2 separate regions of the Homo sapiens genome follow, and region 2 is linked to region 1. Evidence: chromatin contacts called from ENCODE Hi-C or POLR2A ChIA-PET data. All regions are on one chromosome and are shown on one strand. Each heading gives the region's core, a stretch centred on a gene start or an enhancer-like site at or near the end of the contact. The rest is flanking DNA. Distances are from core to core; before and after follow the strand shown. Region 1 holds the start of PGM5P4-AS1 (PGM5P4 antisense RNA 1). Region 2 holds the start of LINC02936 (long intergenic non-protein coding RNA 2936).

The links. A loop is a pair of places that touch in the nucleus more often than their neighbours do. ChIA-PET counts read pairs that join two places held with the same protein, here RNA polymerase II (POLR2A). Pooled maps may share reads with other maps.
Region 2: a pooled map shows a loop between it and region 1 (2.3-fold over the local background). The contact joins the promoter of LINC02936 here to the promoter of PGM5P4-AS1 in region 1. A Hi-C loop is called at or near these places in 1 of 168 maps with a recorded cell type or tissue (A673) and 6 of 50 pooled maps. POLR2A ChIA-PET finds 5 or more read pairs at or near these places in 1 of 52 experiments (activated B cell).

What each region holds. Positions count from the first base shown.
Region 1 is chr2:113,539,565-113,547,200 of GRCh38, forward strand. It overlaps PGM5P4-AS1 (PGM5P4 antisense RNA 1), which reads right to left and starts at 3,126. Exons shown (of 3, transcript NR_121186.1): 1 at 2,983-3,126. LOC124908046 (EZH inhibitory protein-like) reads right to left here and starts at 2,944. Exons shown (of 3, transcript XM_047446881.1): 1 at 2,863-2,944; 2 at 1,586-2,740; 3 at 465-905. The coding sequence starts at 2,944. The coding sequence ends at 1,878. It also overlaps the pseudogene PGM5P4.
Region 2 is chr2:113,700,703-113,708,338 of GRCh38, forward strand. It overlaps LINC02936 (long intergenic non-protein coding RNA 2936), which reads right to left and starts at 3,472. Exons shown (of 3, transcript NR_186169.1): 1 at 2,995-3,472. It overlaps SLC35F5 (solute carrier family 35 member F5), which reads right to left. Exons shown (of 16, transcript NM_025181.5): 16 at 6,007-7,636.

The sequences.
Region 1 (7,636 bases), core at 1,876-4,375:
AAGTTAGGAACTTTATGGGTTGGGCTTGGTGGCTCACACCTGCAATCCCAGCACTGTGGGAGGCTAAAGTGGGCAGATTGATTGAGCTGAGGAGTTCGAGACCAGCCTAGGCAACATGGTGAAACCCCATGTCTACAAAAACTACAAAAATTAGCTGGGCGTGGTGGCATGTACCTGTAGGCGGGAGGATCGCTTGAGCCCAAGAGGGAGAGGGTGCAGTGAGCCATGATTGTGCCACTGCACTCCACCTGGGTGACAGGAACTTTATGGGGAATGGGATCTTGGAGACTGAGTAGAGACTAGAGGAAAAAAAAAAAAAAAAAAAAACTACCTCCCCGACTGGCCACACTATTCTATTTAAAAAATGTTAATTGACAAATTAAAATTGTATGTATTTACGGAGGTATAATGTGATATTATGATATATGTATACATTGTGGAATAATTAAATCCAGAGAATTAATAGATTCATCACCTCAAAACCTATCTTTTTTGTGGTGAGAACATTTGAAATTTATTGTCTTAGCAATTTGGAAATACACAATACTTCATTGTTAACTACAGTCACCATGCTGTGCTGTAGATCTCAACAAAATATATTCTTCCTGTCTCAACTAAAACATTGTACTCTTTGACAACATTTCCCCATTCCTCTCACCCCCTCCAAAAACACCCATTCTTTATGTTGAAGAGAATGGCTAAAAAGTCCCAGCAGGTTTCAACTGACGGCTTCAGTGGTTGTCCCATCACACTTCAATGTTATTAATAAAAAGGGGAGGGGCAATACATAATTCGGACAGGCTGAAAGTACCATTGTAACCACTTTCTTGACTTCACAGAAAAAGTCCTCTTGTTTTCATCTGTAAAATGGGAACTGCGTGAATACCATTCTTCTTTTCTTCAGCCTCCAAAGGAAAAACAGATGCAAAGCCTTTTATCAATTGCAAAACAGTATACAATGTGTGTTATTACTCACAGTTGTCTTACTGTGACCAAACACTTTATAAGCCTGTGGCAAGTCAGCCTTACTCTCAGGAAGTGGACAATATTTGGGGAAGGAGAAGCAGCAGGATATTTCAGGACAGTAGCCTTGGTGGGTCCAAAAATTCCTTGAGAGAAATGGGAGATAGAACTTTCTTCCTGCTTTGGGTTTTATCCTGTTAGTCTTTTCTCTCTTCACTCCTATTTTCTATGGAGAATTTCCTGGTTTTGGAGTTTGGGTGCGTTTTATGGAGAGGAGGCAGAAAATCTTTAGCTCCAGCAGAATGAAAGGGTACATGCAAAGAAACCTAGCACAGTATCTGGTACCCAGTTCTCCTTTAACTTGGCTTTATTCATTCACTCCTGGTAGGGCATTAATAAGGGATTTAGCCCCCTCCTACTGAAAACGATTAATTCAGGGAAGAGTTCAGACAGTGTGGACAGATACAGTGTAGGCCAAGCCTGTTTCTAAGGCAGGAGCTGGGTAGGGAGGGTGAGAAGGGCGAGAAGAATAGGGAAATATGTGTCGTCTGTGTTGCTGCTGTTGCAACCACCACAACAAACAAATAAGTGAAAAAAAAAAAAAAAAAAGAATTGTCCATACCGGAAAGTGTGCTGTTTTGGAGGAGGCTGGGGCAAGTGTGGATGGCTCGAGTGGGTCCTGTTGGATTGAAGTCTGACAGTGGTGATTCCCTTCAACAAATGGTCGGGGTGGGAGGGTACACAGACACACACACACACACACACACACCCCACACGCAGCGCCCGGCCTCCGATTTCAGCGCTGGCAGGAGATAACCATTCTTAGCTCGCCTTTCCAGGGTTGTTTTTGGCTGAGGCTGTTCGCTGATGGCAAAAGGTTTCAGCCCCCTCGCAAATCCCTCCCAGTCCTTGTTCTAAAGAGAAACTGGTGCGTGTAGGCTGCGCACTCCCAGGGAGACAGGGGACGGGCCTGGCGCCGGAGAGGAGCCCGCACTCTGCCCGAAGTCTCGCCGCCCGCCGGCTGTTTTCTGGCGGAGGGTGCGCCCCGGAGGGCGGCGAGCGCGGGTGGAGGCTGCGGCCAGGCGCGGGTGGAGGCGTCGCCGGGGTCGGGCTAGCAGGCTCTGGGATCGGGCTTGTGGGACACCCCGAAAGTGAGTCCAACTTGGGGAGAAACTGAGGGCAGCTCGGGCGGTCTGGCAGCGGAGAAGGTGGGCGGGAGAAAACTTGGCAGCGAGGCAGAAGCGATCCCTGCCGAGGGAGTCAGCGAGCGGCCGCGCGGAGAGGAGGGGCGGGCGGTCCCCAGGCGGGCGGGTGCAGGGCGCGGGGCGCCGACCTGCTGGAGAGGGGCCCGGGCGCGAGGCGGAGTCCCGGCGCGCAGCCAGGCTGGCGGAGGCCCCCGGCCGGCTGCAGATTCCCTCCGGCCCCGGGAGCCGCAGCAGGACCGGCCGGGAGGCGCCGCGGAGGGGAGTCGCATCCCGGTGCGGACAGTGCCCACCGCGCCCTGCGAGGACCGGCGACCCACCGGCCTCTTCCAGGGCCAGCGCAGCTACCCGCCCAACTTCATCCGGAGCGCGCTGTCGTCCGTCGACCTGCGCGACCGTCAGGGCCGCACCACGGGGGTGGGCAGCGACGGCAGGTACTTCGGCAGGACGGCCGTCGAGGTCGGGGGGCCGATGGCCGCGGCCAACGGGGCGAGTGTCCGGATGCCCCTCGCTTCCCGCCGCGCCGCCGCCGCGCCCTCTCCTGGCCCTTGTCCGCCTGCTGCCTCCGGGCCCAGCTGGGAGGCCCCTGCCCGGCTTTGCTCCCTCACTCCCGCGTCCTCACCCTCCAGCGCCCCACTCCCGCCGCGCTCGCAGCCTCCCCGGCGCACCCCGGACACTGGGTTCTATTAGTACCCACCGCCCCCAAAAGCCCTGAGGGGTTTCCGTCGTTCCTGGAGCCACTCCGGGCGCCCTGGACTCTTCTCCGACTCTGCGCACATCCCGCACCTGCTCATTTTTCTTTCGGACATTCTCTTACCCGGCCCTGTAGATTCCAAGGCGGCTCCCAGTTTTCCATATTGTTCCCAACGCGTTCACTGCCCACAGTCCCCACACAAACTTCTTTCGCAGGCTCACAACATAGTCCCTCTGCCCCGTGCCCTTTTTGCAATAGTCTGCCAGTCCCCTAAGTCTTAGCTCTGCCTATTTAACAGTAGTGGTGTCTCAGAACACACACACACACACACACACACACGATCCCTGACATATTTGGCAAGAGTAGGCCCTGAAGGTTTTTAATATTTTGGTTCTTTAACCCAGTGGAATTACTGAATGATTTATTTAATTAGGGTGGGGATGGAGTGGATCCATTTGTTTGATGCTAAACAGCCTGAGCTCGCAGTTCCCAGGGGGCATATCTCTAAATGGTCTGAAATGAGATTTGCAGTGGTTTTCTTAATGCAATTCCCAACTTCTCTCCAAATGCCTTTTGACATCTGGCAACATTTCATGCCTCTTCCCCTTTCGGTTTTCATCCTTGTTTTCTCTCCCTTCTCCCACGACCTCGGTAGTCTTCTGCAATCCAGATTCTCAGACTTCAGGTTTTTCTCCCTCTGCCCCTTTCCTCTCTGTCCTGTAACTAGAAGCACCTTTTGGCATAGACCCATATCCCAGTTTCCTCTTTCCCAGGTCCAGCAGCATCTCAAGGACATCTACAAGAGGGATACCTAATTTCAGGGGTCTCTGAATTATATGTGGGAAACATCGTCTAAAAAAGTAATTTTATCCTTATTCATGCAACCAGACCCACACTCATAGAACTTTTCTTTAAGGGGAGTGTCTTGCAGATGTATAAATGAGTGTTAACATCTTTAAAAGCGAAACTGAACAATTCTCTGGCATTTGAATTCCCTCCTTCCTTCCCAACCCTCTCCTTTTCATTTTCTCATTTATTATTAAAAACACTTTTAAAGGATCTCCATGCTTCATATTTATCTACTATAATTCCTCCTTCTCGGTGTTGCAGGGATGGGGAAAGAGGATTTTTTAAAAACACAATAAAAAGCAATTGGGAGAAACAGGGCCAGTGGTGTTGGGGTGGGTAGTGGAATTGTGATTTTTGACTCCAGTAGACAATGATGCTGCATATATGGGGTTTGATTTCTCTCTGGCTCCTCAGTTGGGATTGATGAAGTTTGGCTAGAATCAGGGAGTTGAAGAGAGGTTGACAAATGGTCTTTCACTCTTCTCTGACAGGCTGTTCCTGTGGAGTGATGGAGAATAATGAGCCTTGGGAAAGCTATGGGAGCTCTCATACTCCTTCCCGAGCCAATTTTTTAGGGAGTGAGAGAAACAGGGCCTGTCCAATACTTGTTGTGGGTCAGGATATTTTTGAAGCTACGGTTGTTGATTTGCATGGGAAAATTATTATGTCTTATTATTTCTTGTCCCACTTTACCATAAGGGCTCCTCAGCTTCTTACTTCAATGGGTCTTCCATGACAAACACACTTTATTAACTCTAAGAGTGGAATTTATTTTAACAGATAATTAGCATAGGTCAATATATGCTTAAAATAGAGTCAAATTAAACCTACTAGCTGTTATAAAGGACAGATGACAAATTAAAATCCACATAGAAGCATCGACTCTTAAATAATCTGAAAGTACTACTTCTAAGAGGGGTGGGCATGGGTGAAGGGAATGGTGGACATGTTTCAGAATTTCAAACAGCCAACTTTAACCAATCTTTTCCTCATTTTGTTCACCTTCTTGGGGGCTTATGCTAAAGTGAAGTGAATAGCCATAAGGCTTCAGGAGAAAGGTGGTCGAAAAGAACTGGATAATTATAAGCAAAATTGGTCTCGAATGATTGAAAATTGATGAGAATGTGCTTGTCTCCTGATTTGGCATCCTGAGTTAGACTCAGGAATACTGAACTTGGATCCCAAAGGCTTTGGTCTTTTTTGATATCCTATTGGATAATCATAAGCAGGCTAGAAAAATAGGAAACTAGAATTTATTCTCTTTGAACTGACAAATCTGACCAGTGGGCTGCATTCTCTATATCTGAAAAATCTTGGTTTTGATTGAAAAAGTTAATTTTACAAAGCAATTTTCTTTTTTTAAATTAAATTTCATTTTTTTTTTTGAGACAGGGTCTCACTTTGTGCCCAGGCTGGAGTGCAATGGCACAGTCTTGGCTCACTGTAGCCTTGACCTCCCCAGATTCAGGTGATCTTCCCACCTCAGCCTCCTGAGTAGCTGGGGCTATAGGTGCACGCCACTACGCACAGCTGATTTTTGTGTTTTTACTACTCATAGGGTTTCTCTGTGTTGCCCAGTCTAGTCTCAAACTCCTGATCTCAAGAGATCTGCCTGCCTTGGCCTCCTAAAGTGTCATGAACCACCATGCCCAGCCTACAAAGCAATGTTCTAGGAAAAACTACAGTTACTCTTTGATTATGTAATTGCTGGAGAAGAAAAGCATGGCATTTCTAAAATGATGAACTATATTACTTATATTTTAATATCTCATAAAGTTTGAAATAGACATTTCAAACATAAACATGTATAAAAATTTTTATAAATTAAAAATATAAAATCAAAAACATTATAAAATTATTTTATTATAAAATTATTATAGAATCAAAAACATTATAAATTTAAACAACTTTTTTAAAAATTTATTTTGGGATTTCCCATGGAGTGATGGAGAATAATGAGCCTTGGGAGAGCTATGGCAGCTCTCATACTCCTTCCTGGGCCAACTTTTTTAGGAAATGGGAGAAATATACCCTGTTCAATGTTTATTGTGGGTCAGAATATTTTTGAAGCTATAGTTGTTGATTTGCTTCAAACTTTAAAAAATTTATTATAAAATTATGGGATGTAAAAAAATTTGTTATAAAACTTTGAAATTTTCAAACTTTCAGAAAAGCAGAGAGATGAGATTAATGGCACTCATAGGCAAACATAGAACATTGATTGTAAACATTTTGCTATATTTGTGTCATGATTATTTTTTGCTTGTGTTTGAAAGTATATTAAAGAAAATGATATTTTACCCCTAAATTATTTAGTGCAGATTTCTAAAAAATAAGAACATTTTCCTGTATGGTTACAAAATCATCTTTTCAAACAGAATAAAAAATAGTTTTTTTATATCATTTATTACCCAGTCCACATTCAGATTTCCTCAATTATTATGAAATGTCCTTTTATTTTTTGAGACAAAGTCTTGCTCTTTCACACAGCCTGAAGTGCAGTGAAACAATCATAGCTCATTGCAGCCTCAAACTCCTGGGCTCAAGTGATCTTCCTGCCTCAGCTTCCTGAGTAGCTAGGACTATAGGTGCACACCACCATGCCCAGCTAATTTATTGTTTTTGTAGAGATGGAGGTCTTACTACATTGCCCAGGCTGGTCTCAAACTCCTGGCCTCAAGTGATCCTTCCAGCTTGGTCTCCCTGAAATATCTTTTGTGGCTGGTTTGCTCAAATTAGTTTCTTCTAATCAAGGGACACACATTGCATTTGATTATTTAGCTCAAGACTTTTTTAACCTGGAAAATACCCTCACTCTTTGTTTATGTATTTATTTAATGAAATTGACTTGTTGAAAAACTAGTCAGTGGTCCTGTAGAATATTTCCCCTTCTGGAATTTTCTGGTTGCTTTTTATGGTGTCATTTAACTTTTCACTCTGTTTTTTCCTGGTTAACTGGAAGTTAGTTCTAAAGGCTTTTAGGCCTGGTATAACAAAATACCAAAAACTGGATGACTTATAAAGAACAGAAATTTATTTCTCACAGTTCTAGAGACTAGCAAGTTTAAGATCAAGGAGCATGCGGTTTTCATATCTGGTTAGGACCAACTTTCTGGTTCATAGATTGGCCTTCTTGCTGGGCCCTCACATAGTGGGAGAGACTAGCTAGCTCTCTGGGGCCTCTTTTATAAGGGCACTAATTCCAATCATGAGTGCTCTGTCCTTATGATCTAATGAACCCCTAAAGGCCCCACCTTTTAATACCAGCACCTTTGGGGTTAGGATGTCAACATATTAATTTTGGGAAGACATACACGTTCAGCCCATTGCAAGGTTTAGTTAGATTCAGGTTCAACTTCTTTTTTTAAAGACTATTTCATAGGCAATAATGTGTATTCACATCCCATCATCAGTGATGGTGAGAGGATCGCAAGGTTAGGGCGATCACTGCCTATCTCCTCTGTTATATTCCCCCTTGGGTCAAGCCAGTAGTCTGTGACGTGAACTTTGTACCATGTGTATATTCAGTTATGTTCTGTATCAATATTTACTTGATTGTTTTAGCATTTATTAATGATCCTTGCTTGAGTTGATTATTTCATTAGGGGTTTCAAAATGGTGAATTTCTAATTCTCTAATTCTATCTACATGTTTTAGCTGGCATTTTTCTATAAGCAGACCATTTTCTTCACAACTGGGTTATTTGGCTACCCTGAAACATAGTTCCTTCCGGGAAGGCAGAACATATGTTTATTTCTGTCTTTTAAAAATTACTGGTGTTTGGAGTGAAGATTAGGTGAGTTAACTACCTCCACAGGTGACAAATGAATTTTGTTTTGTCTCACTTTTGCTTTTTTGAATATCACTGTGGCTGCTTGGATTTTTATATTTAATTTGAATGGATTAGGGAATAAATGAGAAGATAGGT
Region 2 (7,636 bases), core at 2,222-4,721, 160 kb after region 1:
GGGCCTCTGCACTCATGACCTACCTGCCGTTCCCTCACTCACTGCCCCATCTCACCTGCACTTGCCTGAGCACTCTCCGTTGATTCCTTGATCCAGGGTTTTATAAAATGAGGTCTGTGGACAATCTACATTCTCTCCACCTGGCTGCTTGCTACCTGAGCTCCCTGAATCAGACCTTCTGGAATCCTGGAACCCGCATTTATAATAAATACCCTGAATAATTTTTATGTACATGCACACACATACACACAAACACACACACAACATAAAAACCACCCTGGGCTGGGCACAGTGGCTCACGCCTGTAATCCCAGCACTTTGGGAGACCGAGGCGGGTGGACCATGAGGTCAGGAGATCGAGACCATCCTGGCTAACACGGTGAAACCCCGTCTCTACTAAAAATACAAAAAATTAGCCGGGCGTGGTGGCGGGCGCCTGTGGTCCCAGCTACTCAGGAGGCTGAGGCAGGAGAATGGCGTGAACCCGGGAGGTGAAGCTTGCAGTGAGCTGAGATCGCGCCACTGCACTCCAGCCTGGGCGACAGAGCGAGACTCTGTCTCAAAAAACAACAACAACAACAACAACAACAAACACCCTGATGTTTTTGTTTGTTTGTTTTACTAAGCCATATTATCTTGTCTAGAAACTTGCCATGGCTCCAAGCCATCTAAAGATTTAAATGCAAAAGACTCAGATTGGCTTTCAAGGCTTTTGGTAAATTGTTTTATATATTTTTTGTCCTTTCCTGTAAGAGGATTATATTTCCCCTTTCCCAGGGATGGCAGGCATGGCCAAGTGACTTGCTTTGGCCAATGAAACGTGAACAGCTGTAACATGTGCCACAGTCAAGCGGACACTACGAAAACCATTGAACAGTTCTCCCATATTTTCTTTCCCTTGGCCAGAATTGATGATAACCCAGATCGAAGCTGCTTCTGCAGCCTGACCCCAGAACAAAGGAGCCATGGAGCAGAGCTACAGATACCCACAAGGGAAATGTAATGTAAGAGAGAAATAAGCTTGTAGTATTGCTGTGATTTGGAGAGTCCTTTGTTACTGCAGTTTAACTGCCTAAGCCGACTGATACACAGTATTTCACAATTTGCTTTTCTAACTCTATTTCCCATTATTCCCTAACACTTATTCCAACTCCTGCCAGACTGAACTACTTGCTTTTCCCCAAAGACCAACAAATTTCTCCAACTCGATGCAGTTATTTGCTTCCTATCTCCTGCCTGCCAACAATACCTCTCAAAGTTTAATTTCAACCTTCAAGTTCATCTCAAGCGCTACTTTCTCTGTGCAGGGGTGTCTGATCTTTTGGCTTCCTGGGCCACACATAAGATACACTAACACTAATGATGACTGGTGAGCTAAAAAAAAAAAAAAAAAATCTCATAATGTCTAAAGAGAGTTTATGAATTTGTGTTGGCCCACATGCAGCCTGCGGTACACAAGCTAGACAAGCTTGGTAAAAAGCCCTTCCCCATTCCTTTGATGCCAACTACTGTAACCTATGTTTATTGTTTTTACATATTTTCTTATCACCTCCGCCAAGAAAAAAATCATAAACTCCTTGACATTAAAGACTATCTTATTGGCCAAGTGCAGTCTCTCACACCTGTAATCCCAGCACTTTGGGAGGCCGAGACAGGCGGGATCACTTGAACTCAGGAGTTCGAGACCAGCCTGGCCAACATGGTGAAACTATGTCTACTAAAAATACAAAAATTAACCAAGAATGGTAATGTGCTTCTGTAATCTAAGCTACTTGGGAGGCTGAAGCAGGAGAATCACTTGAAACCCAGGAAGTGGAGGTTGCAGTTAGCCGAGATCACACCACTGCACTCCAGCCTGGGAGACAGAGCAAGACTCTGTCTCAAAAAAAAAAAAAGACTATCTTACTCACCACTGTATTCCTTGAAGCTTTGCAAATAGTAGGTATCCACTCAAATATTTATCAAATTAGCACATTCAATTAGAGAACTGCTGTTTAATATGTTTACTTTTTTACAGGAAGATTTTAAAGAACATTTAACATACTCATTGGGGAAGCAAAATTAAGATACAAGAAGAATTAAAAATCATAGCAAATAGCAAAGATTCCTACTGAGTAAAATATGGGCCAGGCACGGTGGCTCACATCTGTAATCCTAGCACTTTGGGAAGCTAAGGCAGGCAGATTGCTTGAGGCCAGGAGTTCGAGACCAGCCTAGGCAAAATAGCAAGACCTCATTGCTACTAAAAATCAAAAAACTTAGCCAGGCTTGTTGGTGTGCACCTGTAGTCCCAGCAACTTGAGAGGCTGAGGTGGGAGAATCACTTGAGCCCTGGTAGTGGAGGTTGCAATGAGCCAAGATCATGCCACTGTACTCCAGCCTGGGTGACAGAGCAAGACCCCATCTCAAAAAAATAAATAAATAAAAATAAAGTATAACTCAAAGTTTAATGAATCTCTTTCTCTCTCTCTCTCTCTCTCTCTGTAAAAATAAGCATGTCTTGACCTTCATCTCTCTCCCTGGATATACTCAACAGATCTTAAAGTAAAACTTCACCAAAGGGAAACAATGTGTCACACGACTCACGAGTTACAACCCCTATTGTTACAGTCCATATGCTAAAAGCAAGGATTTTTCTAATTATGGAACAAATTAGCTTATGTAAATTCTTAGGCGTAGGAAAAATGTATTTCCCTGCTTATGATTAAAAGCCAACAAAATATAATTCCAATTTTAAAACAAATCCCCTTACCAAACCCCAACAGCAAAGTGCTGCCCCTACAAACCTCACAGCAAATAGAGAGTCCTTATTCTCAGTGACTAGCAGCTGCCTCTTTTCTCACTCCTCTCCAGCTTCAATTAACCTAATGCCCTCTGAGACATTTTGGCAGTAATTGCAAAGCTTCTTCCGGTTTGGGAATCTAATTTAATTAGATTGGCGAGACTTGATTTTAGATGTTTCTCCTCAATACCAATTCAAAACTTAATACTTACTTTGCTTTTGTTTCCTGGTAATAACTGGTTTACGGCCCTGAGAAGAAAAACTGGGGCCAATAAAACAAGCTGGATTAGCCTGGTTCTTCACTGACTCCACAATTGGCCTACCATTTGTGCAAAGTCCACTCCAGGAGAAAAATGCTTTGAAGGTGGGACTCTAACATCCTAATGTGTCCGGACTCAGTGGGTTCTCGGTCTCACTGACTTCCAGAATGAAGCCGTGGCTCCTCGCGGTGAGTGTTACAGTTCTTAAAGGCGGCATGTCCGGAGTTGGTTCCTTCTGATGTTCGGAGTTTCTTCCTTCTGGTGGGTTCGTGGTCTCGCCGGCTCAGGAGTGAAGCTGCGGACCTTCACCGTGAGTGTTACAGCTCATAAAGGCAGTGTGGACCCAAAGAGTGAGCAGCAGCAAGATTTATTGCAAAAAGCGAAAGAACAAAGCTCCCACAGCTCGGTAAGGGAACCCCAGCGAGTCGCCACTGGGGGCTCGGGCAGCCCGCTTTTATTCTCTTATCTGGCCCCACCCACATCCTCTGATTGGTCCATTTTACAGAGAGCGAGTGGTCTGTTTTGACAGGGCGCTGATTGGTGCGTTTACAATCCCTGAGCTAGACACAAAGGTTCTCCAAGTCCCCACCAGAGTCAGGAGCCCAGCCGGCTTCACCCAGCGGATCCCGCACAGGGGCCACAGGTGGAGCTGCCCGCCAGTCCCGCGCCCTGCGCCCGCACTCCTCAGCCCTTGGGTAGTTGATGGGACTGGGCACCGCGGAGCAGGGGGCGCTCTGGCCACACAGGAGCCCACGGAGCTGGGAAGGCTCAGGCATGGCGGGCTGCAGGTCCCGAGCCCTGCCCCGCGGGGAGGCAGCTAAGGCCCGGCGAGAAATCGAGCGCAGCGCCGGTGGGCCGGCACTGCTGGGGGACCCGGCACACCCTCCGCAGCCGCTGGCCCGGGTGCTAAGCCCCTCATTGCCCGGGGCCGGCAGGGCCTGCCGGCCGCTCCGAGTGCGGGGCCCGCCGAGCCCACACCCACCCAGAACTCGCGCTGGCCCGCAAGCACCGCGCGCAGCCCCTGTTCCCGCCCTCGCCTCTCCCTCCACACCTCCCCGCAAGCTGGGGGAGCCGCCTCCGGCCTCGGCCAGCCCAGGAAGGGGCTCCCACAGTGCAGCGGCGGGCTGAAGGGCTCCTCAAGTGCCGTCAAACTGGGAAACCAGGCAGAGGAGGCGGGGAGAGTGAGCGAGGGCTGTGACGGCTGCCAGCACGTTGTCACCTCTCACTAATCCAAAGACTGAAGATTAATTGTTGGCCAATATTGCTTCCTTTGTGGATCCGTATCAGTCTAGTATAGAGAACACTAGACTGACAGTCAGAAAATGTGAATTTTGTCAGCAGCCTAGATGTTAAGAAACATGGGGCATATAAGGGTGGTCAGGTAATTTAATGTCTAAACTATGACACTTTTGAAACTGAAAGGGGCACTATTCATGATTGTCCTAGGACAGCAGGTAGAAACTGGGACTGTCCTTGGCAAACCCGGACACCTGGTCACCCTAGAGACCCTTGAAAAATGATGCTGTGGGCCGGGCGCGGTGGCTCACGCCTATAATCCCAGCACTTTGGGAAGCCAAGGAGGGCGGATCACGAGTTCAAGAGATCGAGACCATCCTGACCAACATGGTGAAACCCCGTCTCTACTAAAAATACAAAAATTAGCTGGGTGTGGTGGCGTGCGCCTGTAGTCCCAGCTACTCGGGAGGCTGAGGCAGGAGAATCGCTTGAGCCCAGGAGGTAGAGGTTGCAGTGACCCGAGATCTCGCCACTGCACTCCAGCTTGGGCGACAGAGCAAGATTCCATCTAAAAAAAAAAAAATGCTGTGATTAGTGAACTGATTTTAAATGTTTATCTCTAAAGGTTAGGATTGACAAATGACTAAGTGACTTTTCAAAATAATTAGTAGATGAAGAAAGAAGTTATAAGTAGTCAAGTAGTCAGATCAAGGCTTTAAGAACACTATCTCCTTAAGATTCTATTTTCAGTCTTTCAAGAAAAAAATTTAAGAAATTATTTTTACTCTTTCCCAAAGCTTCTATGAATACACTATCCTGAATGCTTTCATTCTTATCTTTTGTCACTGAAAAATATTTTTCATGTTTTATATATGTTTGGTTTTAAAGAGGCAATAATGTTCTTCACATTTCCCTTTAGCTCAGCTTGGGAGAAGAAAAAGGGAAAGGGGAGTAAGTAGAGGAGGGAAGGGATTCGAAATACTAGTCCAGGGCAGGTACTTTCCCCTAATTCCACTTTCTGGAGTGGACTTGACATGGATAAAGGTGATCTTGGTTCCAGAATATTTCTTGTACTGTGACATCTTCGCAGGCTGTGATTCTACTGTTGAAAGTAAGTGTTGTCCATACAATATGGTCCCCAGTGCAAATGTGCCAATTCTGAGCCTGCTTGACCTGAGGTCTGCGGCTCTGCTCTAAGTCAGGGGAGTCGACACCAGAGGGATACCACCAAGCTCCAAGCTCCTGTGCCAGCTGGCTTCCAGTCAGCTCCTGCCACCGGGAGTCAATGGCAAAAAGCAAAGCAAAGCGAGAGTATTTCTTTCCCTCCTTCTTTGCCTCCAGCTGCAGCACCCTGAAGGCCCCTGTGCTCTGCTGCGGGGGTTGTGCTTCCTCTGGGTGACCCTGGCCTTGAGCTTTATGACGGCTTCCTCCCTCCACCCCACCATCCTAGGGATAGCATTGGCTTTCTGCTGTTGCTAATTTCTATTCCAATTTTGGAGGAAAAGTTCAATGGAAGGGACTTATCATGAGATGGAATGTAGGTCTCTTATTCAGGACCCTCCCAAGGGCAATTTGATTATTCAAAAATTTCACCTTTTGGCTTTAGACCTTAACATGCATAAGATGCAACTCAGTGTGTTTAATGTTTGGTCTCCAAAGCTGAGTGATGTGCTCCACAAGAAGACCTACTTTATCAAATACCCGAGACACATCTTAGAGACTAAGGTGTGAAAGAATGAATGAGTGAAAATGTTTTAATAAAAGGAAACTAGAAATCAAATATTTGTATAAGGACAGATTTGAGGTTTTTCTGTACTTTTAATGAGCTAGAAAATGCATACTATAAATAGAATATACAAATGATTTTACACAAATGAAGCATTAAAAATCACAAATCTTATATTTGGTTATCCACAGTCTATAAAATAATGTTCCCAAATTATATAGTTTAAAATACACAATGTTTCAAGTTGCAAGACAAAACCAGGGTAGTTTTGGCCCTAAATCATAGCTAACATAAGTAGGAATTATAATTAATTTTATAATTGTGTTTAAATTTTAAATACTCTAGAATCTGAAAATATTAAATATTAAATAGATGGAGGGATCAAATTATCAAGTTTTTTAACAAAATTGAGGTAAAAATCTGCATTAAATTACACCAAGAAAAACATTTCTAAAACATTGTTTCCATAACTCATTATAAATATTTCATCTTCCGAAAGTACTCTTTGATTACCTCTGGCCTTCTGGGTCTGGTAATTAAGTTGACTTAATATTTGCACATAGCTACTGATTACTCAATACAGGCCTATCAGATAAAACTAAAATGCTGCAACTTAATCAGAATGATGCAATCTTGTCTTATATAAATATACAAATCACAGTATGCTGACACTAGATAACTTCAGCTTTATTTGCCAAAGGGGATTTAGAATATACTACAAAATTGTATATAAAATAACCCTTTACAAGGATTTACTAGGATGACTGCAAAGAAAGGCAAATTAAATATACCTGGTCCCATATAAGAATTGTTGCCTAACCTCATATACTAATTTGAATATGAAGACTCACTTTTTATTTCTTATTTTTTTGAAACAGGGTCTCGCTCTGTCACCCAGGCTGGAGTGCAGTGGTGTGATCTCAGCTCACTGCAACCTCTGCCTCTTGGGTTCAAGCGATTCTCCTACCTCAGCCTCACAAGTAGCTGGGACTACAGGCGTGCACCACCATGCCTGGCTAATTTTTTGTATTTTTAGTAGAGAAGGGGTTTCTCCATGTTGGTCACACTGGTTTTGAACTCCTAATCTCAGGTGATCCACCCGCCTCGGACTCCCAAAGTGCTGGGATTACAGGTGTGAGCCACCGCACCTGGCCTGAATATAAAGACTCATTTTAAATTATACTAGTTGAACCTTTATACTACAATGTATCCTGGCACTTATTTTTTTTAAACCATTATCAGATATTTCATGTTCTACTAGTAAAGGGAATTCGCATTTTCAATGTCCTGTCTGCATTCCTCCTAGCCTCTCTCTGCTCAGGTTTTGGAAAATAGATCTTTCAAATGCAATTGCAGTATCCAAGGAAATTCCTCCCACCCATGCCACCAGTGCTCATCCTGTGGGCACCCCACAGTCAGCAGTTTAAGACCATTCTGGATGAATGCAAATGCTTGATTCAATTTTCCCAAATCCCAATCAACTAGCTACAGTTTTTATTGTATGCAATCTTCCCAACATTGCAGTAAAGCAGTCTAGATGGCTGGGGAAAGGTAAAAGAACCCCGGTTGTGATTATTTTTTTCTAACAAAATGGAATTAAAAGATGAGAAAACCTCGTAGTATTTTAGTCTG